Linked DNA regions of Homo sapiens: region 2 is linked to region 1. Evidence: read pairs that join two places in POLR2A ChIA-PET (ENCODE). Cell type or tissue: IMR-90. All regions are shown on one strand. Links, peaks and the distances in the headings refer to the core of each region. The heading gives the core; the rest is flanking DNA.

The links. ChIA-PET counts read pairs that join two places held together with the same protein. Peaks named below come from ENCODE experiments on the same cell type or tissue, not always from the same donor. Only the 100,000 strongest peaks of a DNase experiment are listed, where the experiment ranks them.
Region 2: POLR2A ChIA-PET joins it to region 1 with 8 read pairs; 3 of 35 experiments call an interaction of 5 or more read pairs at or near these places.

The regions. Positions count from the first base shown.
Region 1 is chr3:55,199,129-55,206,619 of GRCh38, forward strand. The region is part of intron 2 of LOC124906243 (a long non-coding RNA gene); the gene reads right to left. Among named protein-coding and RNA genes, the nearest start is that of LINC02030, 24 kb to the right of the region's middle. In IMR-90, for the core only: no CTCF peak of the experiment used is centred there; a DNase peak (open chromatin) is centred at 3,413; H3K27ac peaks cover 1,700 bases.
Region 2 is chr3:54,956,121-54,963,611 of GRCh38, forward strand. The region is part of intron 27 of CACNA2D3 (calcium voltage-gated channel auxiliary subunit alpha2delta 3); the gene reads left to right. It also overlaps a transcript of LRTM1 not described here. Among named protein-coding and RNA genes, the nearest start is that of LRTM1, 32 kb to the left of the region's middle. RefSeq lists enhancers at 1-707, 2,536-3,037. In IMR-90, for the core only: no CTCF peak of the experiment used is centred there; no DNase peak of the experiment used is centred there.

The sequences.
Region 1 (7,491 bases), core at 1,310-6,309:
TTTATTGGATATGCAATCAATTTGACTTTTGAGCAGGGGATACAGATATTAAACCAATTCTCACACAAGCGTAGAATTAGGAAGCATGGGCTGTATAATAAGGGAAAGGGCAGAGTGCTGAGGCAGGGGGTAATAGGAACCCTAAGAGAGACTAGTTGTCTGGGAAGGCCTCTGAGAAGGTGACAGTTTAAACTAAGACCTAAGAGGTCAGTGGGAGGCAGCCTCTCAGTAAGTGATGGAAGAGCATTTCAGGAAGAGGGAACAGCAAGGACAGAGGCCTGGAGGTGGGAAAGAGCCAGTTGGGAATGGAGAGGAGAGTGTAGCTGGAGCTTCGTGAAGAAAAGGCACTGTTAAATTTTCAGGTAGGGAGGAGGAGGACGTCTCAGGGCATTAGGCCAATTTAGAGAGTTGGGTTTCAATCCAAGTTCCATGAAGAACCACTGAAGTGTTTTAAGTAGGGACAAGATAGGATTATTTATATTTTCTGCTTTGGCTGCCATGGACATTAGAGGAGTCAAAATATCAAAGGCTAGCTATGAGGCTACTGCAATAATCCAGATGAAAGGGGATGACAATAGCACTGAGCAAAGGCTGGAAGGCCTGGAGAGTTGAGTCCTGGATAAACAAGTCTTAGGAAGGAATAGAGTGCTTGCCTTCTCATCTCCAAGGAGCCTGGATGTGAAAGAGGGACTTACTAGACTTACCCTCAGTCTTGCCCAGGAAAGAATAAGTAGCAGTGGCAGGAAGCTATTGAGGAGGAGGTTCCACTCAACACACAGAACTTCCAAGCAGGCAGGCATATCTGCTCACAGCTTGGGCTTCCTGGAGAGCAGGAAGTGTCCTAAGACTGGAGATCTTCACCCACAGCCTGGATCCTGCCTTCCAAAGCATATTGTAGGTTGGGGCTTCCAAAATCTTATTCTACAGCCTTACAAAATCAAGAAATGCTCTGGGAGCAAACAGTTCCGTAGTCAATTAAACATGAGACATATGGTATGCACTGTACCTGTGGTGGGTCACCTCATGCCTGATCACGTTCATCAACAGCACTGAGAAGTCCTGCTGCTAAGAAATTAACTCAGCAAAGTTTAAGCCACCATTTTTCAAACTTATTTGGCCATGGAACTCTGTGTGTACCTGCCTGTTAATATTCTGTGAAACTAGTGGTCCCTGGAACATCCTTTACGGAACATTACTGTAGAGAATTTATATGTAAGTTGAAGGGTGGATTCTAACATTTCTCCCAAGCCTACAGTCTGATGTTCTGTATTAGGTCTCATTGATTCTTACAGTTTCCTTTCGCAAGTCAGATATTTCTGATAGGAGAGGAGTTCCAGTGTGGAGAATCGTAATGCATGTAAACAGTGTTGTCTGTGGATTTAAACCTTATTCTCACATTGACTAGGTCAGTGTTTTGAGTACTCTTTAATCTCTGAATATCTGTTTCCTCATTTGTAAAATGGGAAAAATATTAGTACCAACCACAAAAGTTGTGGGAATGCTTAAATTAAATTAAAGGACAGCAAGCATTCAATTATCGGCAGCATAAAATCAGGAAGGCATAGCCCTGGGGGTTACCATTACCTAGTAAACCAGGCCAGTGATTTTGAAAATACAGCATGCATACCCACATCAGCACCAGCATCCTTTGGAGGACATGTTACAGTACAGGATGCTAGGCCCTCACCAAGACCTTCTGATACAATGGACCTGAGGTGGGGCCTGAGAATTTGCACTTCTAACAAATTCCCAGATGATGTTGATGCTGCTGCTGGTCCAGGGACCATACTTTGAGAACCACTGGACTAGATGGGTGCTCAAAATATCTGCAAACTCCTTTCCACTCTGGCCTACAGGATCAGGCTTAATTTATAGGTTAGTGAGACAAACCCAGAATGACTTTATTGTTATGTAATTTCCTTCTTGGGGCCCAAGCTTGTCTCTAAAAGAGAGCCCCTTCCCCACCCCACAGGTGCATTAGTGTGTATTGGGGAAGGATACAGGAAGTGCGAACACATTCTGGAGGGGGAGGATCATGCTGGCCTGCACATGGTGAGGCCCCTGTGGTACAGATGCGCTGAATCAAAGACCTGTCTCCCATTTTCCCTCCAGGCCTGGCTTGGCTCCTGGAGAGGCAATTAAACTTTGGTTCCATTTTGAGCCTTTTTCCACCCAGTTAGGAGCCTCTCTGGAGGATTTTCCTCCTTTCTGGGAGCTCCTGAAAAGACAAGCCCTTTTCTTTGGCTTGTCTCCATTATTCCCAGGGGTTTATGCATTGAATTTTTTTTTTAATACCCACCCTTTATTTGTGGATTCAAAGTGGTTTTGCAAGTTCTGACACTTTTCCTGGTACCATGTTGAAGACAGAGGCTGAGGAGATGATCTGAGGGGATGCAGTATTTATGAACTATGATATTTTCTAAAAACACCTGGCATTTATATGAACTAGGGTTTTTAATAAGGTAACCTCTCTGAGTTTGGCATTCAAATAGAAAACATGCGTATTGTGCTTTCCTTGCATGTGAGGAATCTCGTTGAAAGTACCCAGCACTCAGATAGTGTTTTTGTAAACAGTGATGATTTTAGTCTATGGTGAATCCTAAATTAGACACAACATATGCGATATTGCAATATTTAATAATTTCCCTCTGTTTATTTTCGTTCAAGGAGTTTAATAAATGGGAATGTCATCTTTGTATCACATCACCCCGAAGGACTTTGCTGTGACAGTTGTAATGTGGTGCCCGGAAGGGTGAAGGAACCACATAAAGTGCCCAGAGCAGATGGCTGATGGCCGGCTCCTCACTGGTGCATGCCCAGTCTCCCCAGCCCCCAAGTCCCTCCCCGCTAGCTGGATTCCTGTCCTACCATAGGAGACTTGGAGCTTCCAACAACATGCTAATATTTTCTTTTTAAATAAAAACGTCACTTTTCTGGAAGGCCTAATATAAACAGCTTCTACTCTTAAGTCTCCAAGAAGAGATGCTGGAAGAATGGTTTCTTCAAAGGCAAAAGAATCGCAAAAGGGTTTATACAGCAACTGTATGTAAACTTGGGCAAGTTGTTTAGACTCTCCACCTTCGTTTCCTCACCTGTTAAGTGGGTGGTGGTTGCAGTGGGGTTGCTCACAGAGAATACTTTCCTGCTGGGTCTCCTGAGAGGGATGAAATGAGATGTTGTCTGTGATGTGTCCAGAACACAGTGGAAGCTCAGAAAATGGTAACTTCTTTCCTTGGCATTTCATTTGGTTTCTCATTTCCTCACCATCCTCTCATGTGCTCTGAAATCATGGCCAGAGTTTTCATAAATGGTTTTCCTGCCTAGTTTTAAGAAACAGCTTCTTTTCTGAGCTTTGAAGTTCCCAAGAGACACACAATCCTCTAGCAAACCTCATTCACTAAGACTCATCCATATGAGTCATGGATTTTCTCTCTAGGACCTGAGCATGGTGAGTTCATTTCAACATCATCTTAATCCCATGTAACTAACAGCGGTAGAATCAATAAAACCCACGTGTAATGGGAAGACCACAAATCTATTTACCTGTTTGAATCAGGCAAGTACCTACCCTGTTGGTGCTCTCATTAAACTGGGAAAACACTTTCCACACCTGGAAATATGAACTGGAAATCTCATCATGAAAGATTTTCTCAATAAATCCCAGGCGTCACTACATTGTGATTCTCAGGAAAATTTGACCCTTCTTTGTTTTGGTCTGGACTAGAGTCAAAAGCATCTCATAAATGAAAAATCATTTTCAGAAGGCCTGAAAATGTAGGGCCATTCATTCCAATTGCCACTGGATCCTTTTCATTGTGCTAGCTTCTTTATCGGTAGCATTTTCTTAAAAAAAAAAATCAATGCTCAACTGACATGAGGCCAAGTTGGTTGACTATGGGAAAAGAAAGTATTGTGTGAAAGAAGAGATTACAGTCGTTGAGAGCTGAAAAAAGTGTAGGAACTGAAAATCAAGAAAACGGCCTGGAAATTATGCTTGTCTATTTTTTTTAAAGACAGGAATGAATGAGTTTTCCAGGCCCTTGAGTTTAATTAAAGTCAAAGGAATATTTCAAAGGTGAGTCAGAAAAACAGCAGGCGAGACATTGCAGTGGCCGGGATAAGAGACTATGGAGAGTGTTGTGGATAGACAAAGCCAGAAACAAGGAAAGGAATGGACAGGAAAGCAGGTGGAAACAGAGGGGCAGGGTGGGGGAAGAGGGAAGCAGAGAAGAGGGAAGGGGAGAGGAGGAGTGAGAGGAAGAGTTTAAAATGTTTTCATATATAATATTAATATATTTTTCTTCACACCAATGCAATCATAAAATATATTTTTAATGGACAAAGGGGCCCCTTATTAAGCTGATTGCTTCCTACCTCAAACCAACCCACACCCCATCTGCTTCCTCAGGACCATGGGCCTCTGTGAGAGACCAAAACCGGTACCAGACAGACTACTCCAGTGGTTCAGAGCCACTTGGCCCTCCAACTGCAAAACTTGAATCCATTTTAAAAGCTTTACCACACATTCTTTATACAACGGCTTTGAGAAATTCCATAATAGGCTAAAAAAATTGCTTTTATCTACTGATGCTTATAACCCGTCTTGCAAAATGACTCAACCTTTCTCTCGGGAGTAATTTATCCTCCAACCTTTTATCCCTGATAAATTAACCATTTTAATCAAACTATCTAGCTTGAGCATTTTGGGTTGCTGTGTTTTTTTAAAAAAGCAGAGGGAGGGGTGGGGGAGGACCAACCAACAAACCAGATGTGGTTGTCTCCAGTTTCAGTTGTTAATGTACAATAAGTTGCAGGTTTCTTATAGTTTCTCGGGGGTAAATCACAAACAAGAATTAGCACATCACCAGCCCAGCTTCCTCTCCCCAGCCTGTCTGTTTAAAGTTAAAGTGAACGACGGATTCAAATATCAAAGGCATATTGCCCCTAAATGAGCCAATCAGCTCCACATACAGCTGGAAACAAGAGCAGGGGATCATGTTTTTCGATCAATGGACAACTCTTTGAAAGTTTTAATTATACATGGTAACCGTTTATTTTAAGCTAAATAATTTTTGCCACTTCTATGTGGGTGACACACACTGCATGTCACCCAGCCTAATCTCTGTCTCAGTCTGCAACGGGTGGTATAAAAATTATATGGATACTATGTTCTAGCTTCTTTTCTGTCATTGTGTCCATCTTTTAAGGGAATGGCAAATGCTTGCTATATAATTGTTTGAAGAAATCAATTTTCTGAGAAAGAAATCTGTCTGGGTTGACCTGACAAGACAGATTAGAATTGGTGCCCTTGGAGTTGGCAATCTTGTTACTCATCTATGAGGACTGTTTTCCAGGGAAGAGGTGGGCAGTTTGAGATTGGTTTCAGGCATCAGTTGTGGGGAGAAACAAGTTTGTTATCTGTTCCTGTCAGGGAGATGATGGCCTGGATCCCAGGGGTTCAGGCTCTGGAGATCACTGCAATGAATCAGTTGTGAGGCAAGCCCTTGAAGCTTCTGCTCTGTGTGATGCAATCTTCCTCACCCATTTGATCTCCCACCCCCAAGTGATAAATCGCTTCCTCACATGGGGAGATATAGTGGACAGTGTGGATTTGTTGGGCCAGAACACAATCACCCTTAGGAAATCCCTCCTCCTTCCCTCTATCCATGTGCTCTACCCCTTCTCCCTACAGGATGAGGTGTGATGACCGGCCCAGTCATGGTCAAGAGCCATCCCTCAGGTGAACTTCTAAGTGGGATTCAAGGTGTAGCAAGCCTATCCTTCCACAGGACTCCTGTATCCTTTGGAATCAAGCCCAGGATTGGAAATCGGGGATACAGCTAGTGAGGAGATGTAGCCCAGCCTTTGAGAACAGACACACCTACCATTCAAGCAGTTGAGTGACATTGTGCAAATTACTCAACACTCTGAGCCTCACTAATCCTATAAGTCAAATGGGGACAATATCTGCCTGGCAAGGCTTTCTTTTTGAGATGGAGTCTCGCTCTGTCACCCAGGCTGGAGTGCAGTGGCATGATCTCGGCTCACTGCCAGCTCCGCCTCCGGGGTTCTCGCCATTCTCCTGCCTCAGCCTCCCAAGTAGCTGGGACTACAGGTGCCCACAACCACGCCTGGCTAACTTTTGTATTTTTAGTAGAGACGGGGTTTCACCATGTTAACCAGGATGGTCTCAATCTCCTGACCTCGTGATCCGCCCGCCTCGGCCTCCCAAAGTGCTAGGATTACAGGTGTGAGCCACCACGCCCAACCCTGGCAAGGCTTTTTTAAGAACCAAGTTACTGCATGTAAAGTTCTGGAAATACTGCAGTTAGAAAAAATTAATAAATGCAGATATAGTCATATACCAAATTAGTAAGCCTCCTCAGTCAGTGATGGTAAAATGGGGTCACGTTTATGTTTAACTCCCAAATGTCCAGGATCCTAATTCTGAGTACTGTGTTGATTCTACCTTTCCAAATACCCTAAAATTTTCTCTGAATTTCCCTAATTGCTCTCTCCTGTGTGTTCACAAAATGATCTGAGAACAACTCCAGTTGGGATCCTCATCAGGTAGAATCCACTACATTTTTCTCTCTTTCATTGTCACTGCCAAGGGTGCCCCTTCTTAGGTGACCAGAGTCCAGGCCAGGGATATTGTCCCTGATGTTCTCTTTATCATTGCTCCCTAGGGTGACCCAGTGATGCTGGGTCCTGGAGGCAGTGAGGAACTACCTGGGCCTCCGATTCATTTCTTATTTCCTAAAGCAACTCAGCAAACTCCAAAGAATCAGCAGCATTCAAGAATAATCCCATCTCCATTATTCTTCACCCTTCAGAAAACAGAATCTGCCCAACATGACTGAATAACACCAGCTCTAGAGATAGACAACATCTTCAAATTTGTGGCCATTTCTCTCTACACTCAACAAAACCTCCATGGCAGCCTCACATGTCAGAAACCTGAGACTCAGTCTCGGTCAGGTCACACATGGTATTTGAGCCAGCTCTTCATTTATCAAAACAAACACAGAGTGTAGAACCCACCCACAACCAGTGACCACATGCTTGGAGGACAGAGAGATGGATGACATATGGGTTTGCAGAGGTCAAGTGGCCTCCAAGGAAGAAGGTGAATATGATTTGTTGGAGAGCAAATAAATCAGCTTCTTCCCTCCTCCCTTTCTTACACATGTCATGTGATATATAGGTTTTTCTAACAATAAAAACAAATTATGATGATAACAAGGTCAAGGTATAGCATTTATTATAACTCAGTTTGGCTTTATAAGGAAATACAGGTATTAGGTCAATAAATAATTTGGGTATGTATTGAAATTATCATCAATTGATATTACATCTTAGTATTTAAAAATGTATAAAAATTCCTTTTTGTAATATCAAACTTTAGACACATGTAAATAATTAAGCCTCTGTTAATGTAGTGGGGTCAAAAGGTATGTGCTTTGGGAAACCTATTTAATTTTTACAAAC
Region 2 (7,491 bases), core at 886-5,885, 240 kb before region 1:
GGATCTGCCTTGGGCCAGGTCTGCTGCAGCTGATCATATCTGCCACCCAGGTGTTTGACTTTGAAGTGGGTATCTCCCTGGCCAGAGGGAACCAAGCCCAGTGGCTTGCCTTGCCAGGCTGCCTTGCTGCATGAGCAGACCCGTAAGCGCATGGTCTTCCCTTGGCTGTTCCTGGTGTAGTCATCCTTTCCATGTACAATGAATTGGAGATTCCGGGAAAAGAAAGTGATGGTCTTGTTGACCCACCACCAAGGGGACAATTTTGCTGTGTCAGGCTATCCCCAGAATAATTACCAGTTTTTGTTTTAACCTTCCTGTCTTTGTCTTTTAAAGGCCAGGAAATGCAGCTTCCTAACTTGCATGGGCCACATGGTCTTAACGTTCTCAGTCTTTTCAAACTCGTTACCAACCTAGGATTTTGTGCACAGCCAAAAATACTTTCTCCCCCACTCCCTCTTCAACTGGTCTTAGGCTGTCATAAATTCCTGCTCATCCTACAGACCCTGCCTCTTTAGTGGAGAGCTCTTTAACTCTACCTCCAGATTAGGTAATTTGTTCTCAGAGTAATCTTAAGGTAATGGCCTAATCACCTAAGCAAATCAGTCATCATTACCTAGGGGAAGACAGAACCCATTTGAATATTTAGATGCATTAATTGGTGCAAATATTCTAGAGTGTTTAGGTAGCAAATGACTTACCTTGATACCTCCAGTTTGCATTTTATCTGACAGAAAAGAACACCGAGAGCACACTACATCTTACAGTTAGGGAAACCTCTTTGCCTTTGCTGTATAGGTTGAAAACAGGGGTGAAGGTAACTTCTTAGTAGGAGACTTGAGGCCCATAACTTTCTTCTATGACCCTTGCTCTTCTCCAATATCAAGTTTGCAGGATGTTATTAGGATTAGCAATAAAGTTTTTTAAGCTTCTAGCAGACACCTGGCACATACTAGAGGGCTTCATAAATGGGATTAATTATGATTATTACTACTGCTATGATTACTATGTGATATAATTCCTATGAATCAAGTTATAAAATAATTTTCTTTTTTTTTTTTTTAGAGACAGGGTTTCTGTCCCCCAGGCTGGAGTTCAGTGGCACAATCATAGCTCAATGCAGCCTCAAACTCCTGGGCTCAGGTGATCTTCCTACGGAACTTAGACTATAGGTGTACGCCACTGCACTCAGCTAATTTTTTAAAACTTTTTATAGAGATGGGGTCTCACTCTGTTGCTCAGGCTGGTCTTGAACTCCTGGCTTCAAGCAGTCATCCCATCTCAGCCTCCTAAAGTGCTGGGATTACAGGTGTGAGCCACCACACCCAACCATAAAATAATTTTCATCATGGAATAAGTCTTAGGTAATTCGGAGACATATCTGGTGAGCAGAGAAATATGTTTCATTAAATAATTTACTTGGAAGCCAAAGCATGTTCAAACTTATCAAACTAAAATGACAGAGCCTTGAGGTCTGGTGTGTGTGTTAGGGAGGGCCGGTGGGGAAGTGCTGTAACTGGCCAGATTCAGATACGACTGATGGGCCTTTGGCAAACTCAGGGGTTCCAGGCCCCACCCAGTCAGGAGGGTTAGAAACAAGATCACACCTCTCCATCCCTGGTGCCCATTGCTCCATGCCAGTCCGTCTGTCATCTCTCACCCGGTAGGATGAGCACGCATGACCCCTACACAGTCCCCCAGACACAAACCATGCATCCCAGCAACTTCCCCTGTAGATTTTTCCAAAGCACAAATCTATTTGTGTCTCACATCCTTCCCTCCCCTGCTGAGAACCTTTTCATTGCTCTCTGTTGCTCTTGGGACAGAGTCCAAACCACATGGATGGCAGAGGTAGATGTCTGGAGAGAGCAAACTCCCTGAGAATAATTGATATCTCCATCCACATTGCATTCAACCACCCCGTGTGTGTTCACAAGTGCCTGCCTGTGCTGGTAGCTTCTCTAGGTACAGGGAATACAGCAGTAAACAAAGAGCCTCAACCTCTAGTTGGATGAGGATGAAACACAATAAATAATATAAAATGTCATTTAATGTCAAATATTGATAAATGCTATGAAGAAGCAGGTTTAACTGCTGACAAGAAAACCAGCAGAATATTCCATGTATCGGATGGGTGTGGTGGCTTCAGCCTATAATCCCAGCTACTCAGGAGGCTGAGGCAGGAGGACTGCCTGAGCCCAAGAGTTGGAGGCTGCAGTGAGCTATGATTGTGCCACTGCACTCCAGCCTGGGCGACAGAGCAAGACCCCACCTCTATTTTTTTAAAGAGTATTTTTAGGTCAAAGTCAGTTTATTCCCTACAGCAGTAAGGGAGAATACAACCTTGATAGTCTTAGAAGTGTCTCAGAAAGAGGAAGCCAGGGTGGATATTTACAGCATTTTGGAGTCTGGGCAGGTCTTCCAATGTGGGGATCTGGTTGGGATTGGGACGTCTCCTGAGTAAAGCAATAGTTATTATCTTTCTGAGCACGAATTTTCTGGAACTAATAGCAAAGTCATGAAAGTCATGTTGATGGAGGTGGCCTTGGTCCCAGTCCTAACTGTTAAGCTGCAGGATACAAACTGTCTCAATTCTCTCAGGGCTAAGTATGCAACAGAGATCACCCCAGGTCATTGCCTGGGGATGTTCTGTGTAACCCCCAGCCTAGAGTTGCCAGATTTAGTAAACCAAAAATATTTTATCTGCCTGGCATGGTGGCTCACACTTGTAATCTCAGCACTTTGGGAGGCCAAGGCAGGAGGATTGCTTGAACCCAGGAGTTTGAGACCAGCCTGGGCAACATGGCAAAACCCTGTCTCTACAAAAAACACAAAAATTGAGGCATGGTGGCACATGCCTGTAGTCCTAGCTACTCGGGAGACTATGGTGGGATAATTGCCTGAGCCTGGGAGGTCGAGGCTGCAGTGAGCCATGATCGCGCCACTGCACTCCAGCCTGGGCAACAGAGCAAGATCTTGCATCAGCAAAAAACCCCTTTATCTGGCAATCCTATTAGAGTGCTGTCAGTTTTTCAAATGAACTGTCTGTATATTGAGTCTCGTGTTCCACAAGGTACCAGTTGGGCCAAGCTGAGCTCTGCAGCTCCCTGGAGACTGCGGCACAGGGTGGTGTTCAGTTCACCACAGTTCCCTGTCAGCTCTGGAGGGAATTTGAGTTTGGGAGCTCCACAGGGGACTCAGGTCCCTCCAGGGAGCTGGGTGTGCTTGGGCAAGTTCTTTGCCATCTCCGTGCCCTGTAACATGAACCTGACAGTCAGAAGGTTTGCAGGCATCCCTCCAGCTCTGTGGACTGCCCACGTGGAGATTTTAGTGCTATTTTATATTAAATAAGTCATAAACATCCAACTCAGAGATGTTTGGCAACTATATGTGGCTGTTCTATTATTATTGGTTTGGAAATGTTTAGAAACTTGACCCCCAATTTTGTTATGGTCTCTTTAGTAACTGTTATTAGGTGGTGACCTAATAAGAAATTATTAACTAGGGAGCTATAACTTGGAAGCTTATAATTTTTTAAAGGACATTGATTTGTGCAGCCCTGATTAAAATACAATGAAGCCCGAGGCTTAAATGTTTTCTTCTGAAAGGTTGAAAGGGTGGGAATTGACTCTAAAAATGTATTGGCTTGAAAACTTTATTGAAATAATATTATTTGAAGAACTTTGTGAGCATAAAATGATCTGACAAAAACAATTTGATGCTAGCTCCGGCAGCCTGGGAAAGCTGAGGGAATATAGGTTTCTTCAGATGAAGTCTGGAAAAATGCTTCCAGATTACCTCAAGGGTGAAAAGAAAATTATTATTCCATTCCACAACCCTGCTAATTCTTTTCAACATCAATCCAGTCAAGTAATTAGAACCCAAATGGAGGAAACATTTATAATTGTCATTTACTCTACTTTACCAAAGGTGACAGTTCCGAGAAGCTCTGACAGGACAAAAAAAAAAAAAAAACCAAAGTGATTATGAAAGAAATGTGTGGCCAAATGGATCAGGCCTTCCTACACTGGTTCCCAGAAGCCAGTCACAGGCAGCAGGTAGGGATGGTTACAGATTAAAATAGGCCTCCTCAGCAAAGAAAATCTTCTGCTGCGGCCTTGTCAATGGTGTGATAATGTGAGCTATTTCTCCTCCCTCTCTCTCACCACAGACATATATCATGGAGTGCTTTGTTATTTAAAAGCATGTATAAGAAAGATTACCAACCCCCCATACCACAGGGAATACTTCAGAAGTGAAATATGCAATCATTTAGGGGTTACATTTAAAATACCTCCTCCCCTTTTATCATTATATTTCTTCACTTGCACTAGGCTAAAATATGAGGTGTTTCTGCTGCTGTGAGAATTTTTTTTTCTAATTTCTGAAATAATACCATAGCTTGGAGATTAATGTTCAGGCTTTACCAAGATTATAACAAATGCATATTGCTTTGATCTAAATATTTCTCCAAAGGTTGTTGCTGATCATTCTCCCTTGCCTATAATCTTCTAAGAAAGCTTTTGAATTTGCCAGCCTGATACCCAGGGGGACAAGAGTGCAGCTGCCTTCCCTTCCTTCCCCCTCATCTTCCCGAGGATACTCTGTTCTCAGTTTTGCCCAAATTAGTCCCAGGATTTCAGTTGTCTTTTTTGTCCAACATTCCATCATGCAATTCATTAACATCTTCACATGAAATATTTAACAGATGAGTTATGTCCTAATTCACATTGCAGTTTTAAATTGTTATTCATGTGGTAAGTCATTTATCTTGGACACCAACAGACCTCCGGAATGGGCTCACATTTGATGTAAAGAAGGTTGGAGTTATTTTCCTTGATGCTCCAGAACAGTGCCCTTTTTCCAAACCCTGGGTTAATCATGAAATATTCCCAAAAAATGACATTCAGATTCGTTGTTAGTTCTACTTGCAGTTAACTGTTTTGAAAACAAACAGAAGAAAACATTTAAACAAACGTGGCTTGGGTAATGGCTATTACAGTTGACCGTTAACTAAGGCAAGTTGGAATCCAAACATGCCAGGCCTTGTTACTATCACTGCTAGCAATCTTTGCCATGGTGCACAAAGAAATAAAAATTCAGAGACTGTCAAAGTGGAGGTGAGACTGGATAAGAGATATTAACCAAGCCATGTAAAAATACCCAGTGCCCTGATTAAGAAATATGACCAGCAAGGAAGCTGATGATCTGGATGAGCATTTATCTGTACAATTTGGGTTTTGGGAAAAGTCACTCTACTCCTAAGAGATGAAATATATGGGAAATCCTTAGCAGGTAATTTATTTATTATTAACTTATTGTAGTTGTATTCCCTCTAATAAAACTACAATTTTCTACTATATTCCTACCTATGGATTGGAATCTATTAGGAGAAAATCTTCTGTTTGTAGAACAAGCCAGTGCAAGTCAGCTCTTGGATCTGTTTCTCTGCCTGGACACCACAATGAAATGGTAATTGTCCACATTTGCAATTGTCCAGCAGTAGCCAGGTCATTGAGAAGTTTTGTGGGCAGGTGGCCTGATTGATGTGCACAGGAAGCTGATGGCACCAGTATCATGGACAGCAGTCTTCTTGGGTTCTGTACCCTGACCTGTCTAACCTTGTCCTGAGTATGCATGAATGATCACAATTCCAGAAGGGGTGGGTGACAGGACATCTTCTGTTTTCTTTTGCTTTTAACAGAGTGGTAGAAGCCGGGTAATTTGTAAAGAAAAGGAATTCACTTCTTAAAGCCTCTTCTCAGAGGCTGAGAAGTCCAAGTTCAAGGGGCCCCATGTGGTGAGGGACTTGCTGGTGGGGGCTCTGCAGAGTCCCAGGGAGGCACAGGGCATGGCATCGTGAGGGGACTGAGCGTGCTCACTCAGGTCTCTCTCCCTCTTCCTGTAAATCCACCAGTCCCACTCTCATGATAACTCATTAATCCATTAACCCATTAATCTATTAATAGATTAATCCATTCATGAGGACAGAGTCCTCGGGACCCAATCACCTCTTAAAAGTGCCACCTCTTAATACTGCTGCATTAGAGATCAAATTTTAACATGAGTTTCAGAGAGGACCAACATTCAAACCATAGCACAGGTTTTGAATGGTGGAGCACACCTTTCCTTAATCCTGAAGGAAAAAGATTAATTCTCTAAGAGCCTGCTTGGCTGATAGCATGATTTTGTAATGCATTTGCTCACTGATATAACACTCTAAGGAACATTCCTAGGAGTGGACAGTTTGCATTGGTCATAGATGAATTTTCTGCTCACTCTCAACATAATTGGCATGAAAGGCATATTAGCCATGAAACATAAGAATAAAGAATAAAAGCTCTAGGAGCAAGTCATAACATGAATGATGACAACACTATCAACTAGTTAGAGTATTTTAATACCCGTGATTTTATTTACTCTCACTGATTTTTGTCCCACAAAAATTCTGTTCAGAAGCCAGAGCCGGTGCAACTCTATTGGTGGAGACAGAGAGGTAAAGTGACATACCCAAGGGTACACAGCAGTGGTCTTAAAACGGGTTTGCAATCAGTTCTCGCAGCAAAACAACTCCTGATTGGAATTCACTGATGGTGGCAGGATTGTTTTTCTGCCTTTTGGATGAGCTCTCTATGTGTATGTGAATATATTGTATGACTGGAGGGCTGGGCAAATGGAAGTAGGGGTGTTTGGGTGAGCTTGTGTGCCAGGCATAGTGAGCACTATTTTACAAACCAGATCTGTGCCCCTCTAGTATGTTGCAAGTTGAGGCCAACCCCACAGGAAATTATTTCTAAATGAATACGATATGAGAAAAGTTGTTTTATTTCTAATTTTATATGTTTTATTTCTAATTTTATATTTTGTGAGTTTCAGATTACACTTGAATGCATGTCTATTAACATGATATGAGATGCATGCATGATTTCATCTTGAATGCATTTAAACATAATAGCACTGCAAATGTAATTTGTAGTCTCAAGTTTTATAAAGCAAAATAAATAAATCTGGAGGGTGGTTGTTGCATTGATTTCTTTAGGGTTCATTCAAACTCATTTCCAACTTCCCCTTGCAAGTCCAGGTTGTCTCACGCTGGCAGTCCTGTCTGATCTAAACCCCCTATACCTAAGTCATCTCATTTCTTCTACCTCTGGGGAGTGGTAGTATGGACGGGTTTGTGGAGAATTGTACCTTCCATCCTTAAGGAGTGCTAGGGTCCATTTCTTTTCTATGGTTCCTTCTGGGATCACTGGTCATCGTCCAGTAGAAGTCTCTGCAATGATGGAAATATTCTAGATCTGCATGGTCCAGTACCGTAGCCTCTAGCACCCTGTGGCTACGGAGCACTTGACATCTAACTAGTGCAACTAAGGAACTAAATTGTGAATATTATTTAATTTTAGTTAATTTTTATTTAAATAGCCACATGTAACTAATGGCCACTAATTTGGACAGCACAGGATCAGAGCATTCAAGGTCAGCTGCCTGTCCCTA